Regions from separate parts of the Homo sapiens genome. Here region 1 is linked to region 2. Evidence: read pairs that join two places in POLR2A ChIA-PET (ENCODE). Cell type or tissue: K562. All regions are shown on one strand. Each heading gives the region's core, and the rest is flanking DNA. Links, peaks and the distances in the headings are about the cores only.

Region 1 (3,016 bases), core at 210-2,709, 100 kb after region 2:
AATTCTCTGTCTCAGACTCCGGAGTAGCTGGGATTACAGGTGCCCGCCACCATGCCCAGCTAATTTTTTTGTATTTTTAGTAGAGACAAGGTTTCACCATCTTGGCCAGGCTGGTCTTGAACTCCTGACCTTGTGATCTGCCTGCCTCGGCCTCCAAAAGTGCTGGGATTACAGGCGTGAGCCACTGCACCTGGCCCCTAGGAATAAATTTTTAAAGGGTCCAGATATACATAACTATATAAAGAATATATAGAATAAATAATATATAAATAACTCCTAAACATGGTTAAGAAAAAGGCAGAGAGGGTAAGGCACGGTGGCTCACACCTGTAATCCCAGCACTTTGGGAGGGCAAGGTGGGCAGATCACTTGAGTTCAAGAGTTCAAGACCAGCCTGGGCAACATGGTGAAACCCCACCTCTACAAAATATACAAAAATTAGCCAGTCATGGTAGCATGTGCCTGTGATCCCAGCTACTTGGCGGGCTGAGGTGGGAGGATTTCTTGAGCCCAGGAAGTCGAGGCTTCAGTGAGCCAAGATCGCACTACTGTGCTCCAGCCTGGGTGACAAAGCAAGATCCTGTTTCAGAAAAAAAAAAAAGGCAGAGAGTTCAAGACCAGCCAAGGCAACACAGGGAAAACCCTCTCTCTACAAAAAATACACAAAGTTGGCCAGGCGTGGTGGCTCACTCCTGTAATCCCAGCACTTTGGGAGGCCAAGGCAGGTGAATCACCTGAGGTCAGGAGTTCAAGACCAGCCTGGCCAACACAGTGAAACCCCATCTCTACCAAAAATATAAAAAATTAGCCGGGTGTGGTGGCACACGCTTGTAATCCTAGCTACTCAGGAGGCTAAGGCAGGAGAATCACTTGAACCCAGGAGGTGGAGGTTGCAGTGAGCCAAGATCGTGCCACTACACTCCAGACTGAGCAATAAAGCAAGACTCTGTCTCAAAGTAGCCAGGTGTGGTGGCGCACAGCTGTGGTCCCAGCTACTCAGGAGGTTGTAAAGTGGAATATATTGCTTGAGCCTGGGAAGTTGAAGCTATAGTGAGCCATGATTGCATCACTGCATCCAGCCTACGTGACAGAGAGACTGTATCTCAAAAAAGAAATAAAAAGGCAAGGCAAACCTCCTAGAAAACAGGCAACAGGCCGGGCGCAGTGGCTCACGCCTGTAATCCCAGCACTTTGGGAGGCCGAGGCGGGCAGATCACAAGATCAAGAGATTGAGACCATCCTGGCCAACGTGGTGAAACCCTGTTTCTACTAAAAATACAAACATTAGCTGGGTGTGGTGGCGCGCTCCTGTAGTCCCAGCTACTCGGGAGGCTGAGGCAGGAGAATTGCCTGAACCCAGGAGGCGGGGGTTGCAGTGAGCTGAGATTGCGCCATTACACTCCAGCCGGGGCAACAAGAGTGAGACTCCGTCTCAAAAACAAAAAAAAAAGAAAACAGTTAAGACACAAATAAAAAGAATAGTCAAATGGACAATAAGCATATAAAAATGTGCTCAATATCATAATTCACTAGGGAAATCTAAATTAAAACCACAATGAGGTGGGGCGCAGTGGCTCACGCCTGTAATCCCAGCACTTTGGGAGGCCAAGGCAAGGGGATCACAAGGTCAGGAGTTGGAGACCAGCCTGGCCAATATGGTGAAACCCCATCTCTACTAAAAATACAAAAAAATTAGCCTGGTATGGTGGCTCATGCCTGTAATCCCAGCTACTCAGGAGGCTAAGGCAGGAGAATTGCTTAAACCCATGAGGCAGAGGTTGCAGTGAGCCGAGATGCATCACCGCACTCCAGGCTGGGCGAGAGAGCGAGACTCCATCTCAAAACCACAATGAGGGGGATGAAAAGAGGTTTATTAATGGGTACAAATATACACTTAGAAGAAATAAGACCTGGTGCTCCATAGATCAGTAGGTGATAATGGTTAACATTAGTCAATTTTACATTTCAAAATAACTAGGAGAGAATAATTCAAATGTTCCAAGCATAAAGAACACATAACTATTCAAGGTGATGAATATCCCAATTACCCTGATTTGATTACATGAATCTATCAAATTATCACATGTACTGTGAAAATAGCTATTATGTATCAATAAAAGTAAATTAAAAAAAAACACAATGGCGGCCGGGTGCAGTGGCTCACGCCTGTAATCCCAGCACTTTCGGAGGCCGAGGCAGGTGGATCATGAGGTCAGGAGATCGAGACCATCCTGATCAACACGGTGAAAGCCCGTCTCTACTAAAATATAAAAAATTAGCCAGGCGTGGTGGTGTGCGGCCTGTGGTCCCAGCTACTTGGGAGGCTGAGGCGGAGGAATCACTTGAACCCGGGAGGTGGAGGTTGTGGTGAGCTGAGATCACGCCACTGCACTCCAGCCTGGGCAACAGAGCGAGACTCCACCTCAAAAAAAAAAAAAAAAAAACCACAATGGCACAGTGGCTCTGGCCTGTAATCCCAGCACTTTAGGAGGCCGAGGAGGGAAGATGGTTTGAGGCCAGGAGTTCGAGACCAGCCTGGACAACAATGCAAGACCACATTCTCTATACAAATTTAAAAATTAGCCAGGCGTGGTGGCCCACACCTGTGGTCCCAGCTACTTGGGAGGCTGAGGTGGGAGGACTGCTTGAGCCTGGGAGGTGGGGGCTGCAGTGAGCTGTGATCATGCTACTATACTCCAGCCTGGATGACAGAGAGACAAAACAAAAACAAAAACAAAACAAAAACAAAACACAGTGAGACACAACCATGCACACACCTTAATGGCAAACATTAAACACACATACACATACTTAACAATACCAGAGTTGGTAGGGATAGGAGTGAACACTGATACAAGCACTTTGTAAAACTCTCATCTCTACCATCCCTGTGCCTTAGCAATTCCGTTCCCGGGCATATTCCTAACAGAAATGCCTTCATACGTTCAGCAAGAGACATGCACAAGAGTGTTCTTAGCAGCATCATTTGTAATAGTCCCAAACTGCAAACAATGCA
Region 2 (2,766 bases), core at 262-2,761:
GTTCTCCTCCTGCCCGGCTTTGGATGTGCCTGGCTTGTGCTACACCCGCTTCTTGGCCTCCCTCCGCCTCCACAGGGCGAGCTGCAGCTGCTGTGCATGCAGTTGGACCGCCACATCAGCACGCAGATCCGGGAGAGCCCCCAGGCCATGCACCGCACCATGCTCAAGGACCTGGCTACCCAGACCTACATCCGTTGGCAGGAGCTGCTGACCCACTGCCAGCCCCAGGTGGTGCCCCCTCTAGCCCCCAGACCTGGGAGGGGCGGGAAGTGGTCAGGCAGGGCTGGCCAGAGCCACCAGCACATCCACCCCCGCTGCAGCTGCTGAGCTCCTGGCAGGGATATGGGTGGAGTGGGCATGTGGGGGAAGGGTGGGGACGCCTTGAGGGGCCTTCATCATTCTTATCAAGAATCCAGTGCCAAAGGCTGGGCGTGGTAGCTCACGCCTGTAATCCCAGCACTTTGGGAGACTGAGGCGGGCGGATCACAAGGTCAGGAGACCAGCCTGGCCAACATGGTGAAACCCGTCTCTACCAAAGATTAAAAAAATTAGCCGGGCGCGGTGGTGTGCGCCTGTAATCCCAGCTACTCTGGAGGCTGAGGCAGGAGAATCCCTTGAACCCAGGAGGCGGAGGTTGCAGTAAGCCCAGATCGTGCCATTGCACGCCAGCCTGGGCGACAGGGCAAGACTCCATCTCAAAAAAAAAAAAAAAAAATCCAGTGCCCAGGGTGGGTGCGGAGGGAAGGGGACACAGAGAAGCGCAGTCCTCAGGAAATGCAAAGAAAAGTCACCCTGGAGAGGGAAAAGTCTGGACCCAGAGTGCCAGTCTTTCATGAGCAGTGCCAGGAAGGGGCCCCAGCTGTTCACTTGTGCTGTGGGCCTGAAGCTGGTCTCCTGCTGTGTTAGGAGGAAGGCTCCCAGGCTGCCCTGGTCCTCTCCACTACACCCCCTACCCCCGCCGAGTTTTCTCAGAGCCTGTAGGTGTGATAGTCACAGCTAGTGTTTCTTGAATGAAGATCCGTTTCTCAAGAACCCACACAACCCCCATGAGGCAGGTGTTGTCAGGAGCCCATTTTACAGATGAGCAGACTAACCAGAGGCCCTGAGAGGCTCGGTGGCTTGCCCCCCATCACGCAGGCAGCTTGTGTGAATGTCAGAATCAGGGCATGAGCCAGCCTGACTCCCAAGCCTCTGACCTAACCAACTTCAGCCCCTGTGCTGGTGCCCTCCCTTCCGGCCCCATCTCTCCAACAAACAGCACCCTGCTGGGCTGGCTCGGGGTCTCCTCCCTTCCTGAGCCCCCAGTCCTCTATGGAGGGGCACAGGACCTGGTGAGGACCACCCCCCACCCCACCACCAGTGCCCCTCCTCTCCTAGCCTGCCTCTTCTTGACTCCTCTTTTGTCCTTCCCCTATAACCTCTGACTTAGGTCTGACACACTGGCCACAGGCTGTGGTTTGGGTCTCAGATTTCGCCAAGTCTCTGAGAAGGCTGGAGAACAAACCTCACCCTCACTCCCCAAGGAACTAGATCTCACCAGCCTCTGGTGGGAGCAGTGTGCTTGTCACGAGAAGAAGGAAAAGTGATTCAGGGCCTGGTAGAGGGGCCCTGGGAGACCACTTATACGGTCACGTAGCCTGATGACCGCTGTGTCCTCGCCAGTAGTGTGAACCCAGGCATCCTGCTCACTCGGCCCCTGGCATGAGCCTGCGATGGGTGCTGAATGGACACCGCCAGCCCGGGGAGCTGCAGGGCAGTGGGCAGCACCTGGGCCCAGGCCCTCACAGCCTGCTTTTCTCCTCGCCGCAGGCCCAGTATTTCAGCCCCTGGAAAGACATCTAAAGGGACAGGGTCAGGGCAGCCCAGGGCTCCTGGCTTCAGCAGGAAGTGAACAGGCTCAGGGAACTGGAGGAAGCGAAGCATCAAGGCCAGAGGAGGCCACATGCTGACCAGCCTGATGAGGCAAGAGCCTGCCCCTGCCACCGCCCCGACCCCTCTCCTCTCTGCAAGAGCCTGCCTCTGCCACCGCCCCGACCCCCTCTCCTCTCAGCAAGGGATGGGCCTCTCTGCCTCGCCCACCCCTCAGCCCTCCTCCCAGCCATCTCCTCTTCCCTAAGGCCTCTGTCTCCATAGCTCTGGTTTCCCTGGGCCTCAGTCCTCCCCACCCTCCTTCCTCTGTCTCCCTGTCACTAATGTGAGGTTTCTTTGTGCACATTAAAGTCTTCTTTCAGCATCAGTGGTTTAGAACACTTCCTTCAGTCCCTGTCCCGAGGGCTCATGCCAGCGTCCAGTCTCCTGATGCCTCTGCCTGTGTTTCGCTGGGTTCTTAGCTCGACAGTTACAGCACTGGGGCCCAGGCCCAGGTCCTGCCTGTAGCAGAGGGCTGTCTGCAAGTCCCCGGGGAGGGGCAGTGCTCCCTACAGCCCACTGTGGCCCAAGAGCTGTCAGAAACCCAGGAATGGGACGTTTGTTTGGACCCAGTCTGGGACCACTCCCCATTCCCCGCCCCTGCTGAGGAGGACGCACAGAGTGAGATGTGGATCAGGGCTGTAATTACACTTAATTCCATTTAGTGCTGAGCTCTGAAATCAACTCCCCAGCCTCAGGAGTGGGGGCAGTTCAGAAGACACTTCCAGATGCTGCTTTTGCTTTTCCTCCGACTTGCCCCAGATGAGTTCATGGGACCTGATCCCTAATAGGGTCCTAGGTATCTTTGACCTGAACCCCTTGAGAAGGGAGTGGTCCCTTTGTGCTCCAGGAGATCTA

Evidence for each region. ChIA-PET counts read pairs that join two places held together with the same protein. Peaks named below come from ENCODE experiments on the same cell type or tissue, not always from the same donor. Only the 100,000 strongest peaks of a DNase experiment are listed, where the experiment ranks them.
Region 1: POLR2A ChIA-PET joins it to region 2 with 5 read pairs; 7 of 35 experiments call an interaction of 5 or more read pairs at or near these places.

The regions. Positions count from the first base shown.
Region 1 is chr2:96,775,456-96,778,471 of GRCh38, reverse strand. All of the region lies in intron 1 of CNNM4 (cyclin and CBS domain divalent metal cation transport mediator 4), which reads right to left. Among named protein-coding and RNA genes, the nearest start is that of CNNM4, 16 kb to the right of the region's middle. In K562, for the core only: no CTCF peak of the experiment used is centred there; no DNase peak of the experiment used is centred there.
Region 2 is chr2:96,875,352-96,878,117 of GRCh38, reverse strand. FAM178B (family with sequence similarity 178 member B) reads left to right here. Exons shown (of 17, transcript NM_001122646.3): 16 at 76-228; 17 at 1,810-2,233. The coding sequence ends at 1,842. Among named protein-coding and RNA genes, the nearest start is that of SEMA4C, 6.7 kb to the right of the region's middle. RefSeq lists enhancers at 1,557-2,317, 2,318-2,766. In K562, for the core only: no CTCF peak of the experiment used is centred there; DNase peaks (open chromatin) are centred at 1,471 and 2,504.